Linked DNA regions of Mus musculus: region 2 is linked to region 1. The links are chromatin loops, found by intact Hi-C in ENCODE. Cell type or tissue: gastrocnemius. All regions are shown on one strand.

What was found. Peaks named below come from ENCODE experiments on the same cell type or tissue, not always from the same donor. Only the 100,000 strongest peaks of a DNase experiment are listed, where the experiment ranks them.
Region 2: it touches region 1 in a loop (12-fold over the local background); 11 of 42 quality-filtered maps call a loop at or near these places.

What each region holds. Positions count from the first base shown.
Region 1 is chr19:9,514,904-9,517,403 of GRCm38, forward strand. No RefSeq gene overlaps it. Among named protein-coding and RNA genes, the nearest start is that of Gm9750, 240 kb to the left of the region's middle. In gastrocnemius, no CTCF peak of the experiment used is centred here; a DNase peak (open chromatin) is centred at 1,063.
Region 2 is chr19:9,420,990-9,423,489 of GRCm38, forward strand. No RefSeq gene overlaps it. Among named protein-coding and RNA genes, the nearest start is that of Gm9750, 150 kb to the left of the region's middle. In gastrocnemius, no CTCF peak of the experiment used is centred here; no DNase peak of the experiment used is centred here.

The sequences.
Region 1 (2,500 bases):
TGCTGTGCCTGATCCCTGGCTAAAGTGTGGCCACTCTCGGGCTTTGCTGAACCAGCAGATAAAATCTTAGCCATTTTTATTTTCCAACATGAAACAGAATATTCAGTCATTCAGACAACGAAACAAAACACACATGGATTGACACGTAAACAGACCAGTGTACCAGACATTAATCAACACAAAGAGGGCAGAGAACTTCTGCTGTAGAGCCAGAGAGAATAAAACAGGGCGTGCCCTGATTTCTCTCTGTCTCTGGGAGAGTTTCAAAATCCACTTTGCTTTATTTTATTTTATTTTACTTTATTATCTTAAGCCCTATTCCTCTAGCCTGATGCAGTTCTTGACTGCTGACAACTGCCTGTTTCATTATTTTAAACCTTATTCCTCTCACCTGAAACAGCTTTCGAAAGCTGTGGACAACCACCTGATTCAAAGTTTCTAGTCCCACACATATTTCACTGTAAAATCCTAAGTGGACCCAGCCCCAGGTCAGCACTGTTCCAACTTAGTCCTTATCCTTCCACACCTCCAGCAACACTTTAAAAAAATGAAGTTTAAAGCCAGCGCTAGCATAAATACCTGTTGCTCACCGTGCCTGATAGGATCCTCTGATTCTTTTCTTCTCTTGAAGCGCCATACAAGACAGCGATTCCCTCAGTGTTTCCCCACTGATTCCCCCAGTGTTTTCCCACCGTTCCTAAGGTTTCCCGTTCGTCATTGTTCAGGCGCCAATCTGTTGTATGCAGGCCCACGGCCTACATGAACTGGGTACACCTGGGAGGCAGGCTGGGGCTGAAAGAGACTTAGACTGTGAGAGAAATTAATGGAGACCAAGACACGTTTTCTGTTCAAGGCCCACGAGTTTACTAAGAGACCGTGCTTATAAGGGGATAGGCCAATTCCCCCCCCCCCCCCCCCCCCCCCCCCCGCCAGTCCATTCTTGGTGCCTGGAGCCATTCTGTCAGCACTTGGTCGCCAGGCTGGTTGCTTATTCAGGAATCTCTCAGGAAGACAGGTTCGGCCTCTCCGCAGGTAGCAGAATCTCAAGGGCAGTTGTCACTTCAAAAGAAGCCAGCCAAGTTGGAAAGCTGCACCACATGTGGCCTCACCTCAGTGGTGACAAGGTTTGTACCAACCTGATTCAGGCTTGGGGAGGCTACACTTTACCTTTAGAGAGAGTAGGTATAATCTTGGAAAGAAGTGGATTAACTTCTCAAGGATTTATTGTGCACCAGGTGTAGTAGATGGGGATAACAAGGAAGAAATAAAAATCATAGCATATGTTGAAAGGGAGATGCAAATTGATGAAGGGGATAGAATTACTCAATTGTTGTTACTTCCTTATATCAAGGTCAAGGCTGCTCCAGTAGAAGGAACAGAGATTTTTGAGGTGTACTGGAAAATGAATGTTCTGGAAACAGTGGTTAATTATTAGAGACCAAAATTAATGGTACAAATGAATGGTGTTGATATTGAAGGTTTGGTAGATACAGGAGCTGATATTAGTATACTTTCCCAAAATTCTTGGAATCCAGATTAGCCACTTAAGAAGGTTTATACACAAATTATAGGAATTGGTTAATTATCATGAATTAGACAAATCATCTGATGGATTACCTGTGTGAACCCAGAAGGGCAAAAAAAGGAAAGGGGAGAACTTATGTGGCTAATGTACCAGTAAATTTATGGGAAAGGGATCTTTTACAACAATGGGAACTCAAATCAATATTCCTGGGACAGGAAATGAAAAAATTATGGGTAATATGGTAGATGCTCCTGGGAAAGGTATTGATACAGATGGCTGAGAACAATTATAAATGGTTTCCATTGTCAAAACACAGGATATCATAGGAATTGAGTTTTCAAATAGATAAAAAAAAGGGCCACTATTGACGAACCAAGAGCCTTGCTCCTAAAATGGTGTGATGGTTTGTATAGGCTTGGCCTAAGGAGTGGCACTATTTGGAGGTGTGGCCTTGTTGGAGTGGGTGTGTTACTGTGAGTGTGGGCTTCAGGACCCTGCCCTTAACTGCCTGGAAGTGAGTATTCTGCTAGCAGCATTCAGATGAAGTTGTAGAACTCTCAGCTCATCCTGTCCTATTCCTGTCTGGATGCTGCCATGTTCCCACCTTGATGAGACTGGACTGAACCTTTGTACAAGTAATACAGATCCAATTAAATGTTTTCCTTTATCAGACTTGCCTTGGTCATGGTGTCTTTTCACAGCAGTATGTGCTCTTGAAAAGAAATATTCCCTCCAGAAGCCAAACTTAGGCAGTGAAGGAGTTGGAAAACACAAAACTGGTGATAATACAATAGAACAAGGGAGCCATGTTACAGCTCTAACAAGTAGCAGAACTCAGCAGCTTTGCCCACATGGCTCTGGATTTAGAGTCCTGAATAGAAGGGACTATTGGGACACTTGATGCTGGTTAGCTAAGAAATTAGTGGTGATTATGAAGAGACCAGCATCACTGAGGTTAAATCTTCTGGGGAGTGT
Region 2 (2,500 bases), 94 kb before region 1:
AATAGTGCTACTCCTTTGGCCAAGCCTATACAAACCATCACACCATTTTAGGAGCAAGGCTCTTGGTTTGTCAGTAGTGGCCCTTTTTTTATCTATTTGAAAACTCAATTCCTATGATATCCTGTGTTTTGACAATGGAAACCATTTATAATTGTTCTCAACCATCTGTATTGAAAGAACCTAGTGGGGAAACCCCCACTCAGCTCCCGATTCTGCGTGCACCCAAGAATCACGAATAGAACACAACACCTTGATGTAACAACACGAGGTATTTTAATGGCGGAGCTCCGGGTCGAAACATATCTCACACAGGAGACAGTGGATTCGACCACCAGGCTTGGAAGCTAGGGGTTTTTATAGAAAAGGAGTGGGGATGGGGGAGGAATTGGCGTGGTTTCACATGATTGGTCCATTTAAACATCAGCAGCCTGTAACATTTAACTTAGGTCAGAGGGGTGGGAGATAGAAAGGCGATGGGCCTGCCCGGGCATGACCTGGTCTGTTCTGCTATGTTCTCAGCCCCAGGTTTCAAAGCTCACAAACAACTCTTTGGGCTATTTGACATACATTACATGAATCACAGGTCTCAAGTTTTATTTCCTTTCAATATCAATACATTTCCCAGGAGCATCTACCATATTACCCATAATTTTTTCATTTCCTGTCCCAGGAATATTGATTTGAGTTCCCATTGTTGTAAAAGATCCCTTCCCAATAAATTTACTGGTACATTAGCCACATAAGTTCTCCCCTTTCCTTTTTTTGCCTTTCTGGTCTCACACAGGTAATCCATCAGATGATTTGTCTAATTCATGATAATTAATCAATTCCTATAAATTGTGTATAAACCTTCTTAAGTGGCTAATCTGGATTCCAAGAATTTTGGGAAAGTATACTAATATCAGCTCCTGTATCTACCAAACCTTCAATATCAACACCATTCATTTGTACCATTAATTTTGGTCTCTAATAATTAACCACTGTTTCCAGAACATTCATTTTCCAGTACACCTCAAAAACCTCTGTTCCTTCTACTGGAAGCCTTCTACTGCAGCCTTGACCTTGATATAAGGAAGTAACAACAATTGAGTAATTCTATCCCCTTCATCAGTTTGCATCTCCCTTTCAACATAAGCTATGATTTTTATTTCTTCCTTGTTATCCCCATCTACTATGCCCGGTGCACAATAAATCCTTGAGAAGTTAATCCACTTCTTTCCAAGATTATACCTACTCTCTCTAAAGGTAAAATGTAGCCTCCCCAAGCCTGAAGTGGGTTGGTACAAACCTTGTCACAACTGAGGTGAGGCCACATGTGGTGCAGCTTTCCAACTTGGCTGGCTTCTTTTGAAGTGACAACTGCCCTTGAGATTCTGCTACCTGCCGACAAGCTGAACCCGTCTTCCTGAGAGATTCCTGAATAAGCAACCAGCCTGGTGACCAAGTGCTGACAGAATGGCTCCAGGCACCAAGAATGGACTGGCGTGGGGATGGGCTTTCCCCCTTATAAGCACAGTCTCTTAGTAAACTCGTGGGCCTTGAACAGAAAACGTGTCTTGGTCTCCATTAATTTCTCTCACAGTCTAAGTCTCTTTCAGCCCCAGCCTGCCTCCCAGGTGTACCCAGTTCATGTAGGCCGTGGGCCTGCATACAACAGATTGGCACCTGAACAATGATGAACGGGAAACCTTAGGAACGGTGGGAAAACACTGAGGGAATCGCTGTCTTGTATGGAGCTCCAAGGGAAGAAAAGAATCAGAGGTTTGTATCAGGCACGGTGAACAATAGGTATTTATGCTAGCGCTGGCTTTAAACTTCATTTTTTAAAAGTGTTGCTAGAAGTGTGGAAGGATAAGGACTAAGTTGGAACAGTGCTGACCTGGGGCTGGGTCCACTTAAGATTTGACAGTGAAATATGTGTGAGACTAGAAACTTTGAATCAGGTGGTTGTCCGCGGCTTTCAAAAGCTGTTTCAGGTGAGAGGAATAGGGTTTAAAATAATGAAACAGGTGGTTGTCCACAGTCAAGAACTGCATCAGGCTAGAGGAATAGGGCTTAAGATAATAAAATAAAATAAAGGAAAGTGGATTTTGAAACTCTCCCAGAGACAGAGAGAAATCAGGGCACGCCCTGTTATATTCTCTCTAGCTCTACAGCAGAAGTTCTCTGCCTTCTTTGTGTTGTCTAATGTCTTGTGCACCAGTCTGTTTACGTGTCAATCCATGTGTGTTTTGTTTCGTTGTCTGAATGACTGAATATTCTGTTTCATGTTGGAAAATAAAAATGGCTAAGATTTTATCTGCTGGTTCAGCAAAGCCTGAGAGTGGCCACACTTTAGCCAGGGATCAGGCACAGCAGGGGAGCCACGGCTGGAAAAAGCTGCTTTCAAAGAAAGGAAGTCTGCAGCTTCTTAGTTTTGGGGCAAAAAAGCTAATAGTTGATTTTTTCCTGGAGGGTTCTCTACAATCGTGATTATTGTGTTTAGCAAATGACAAAGTGC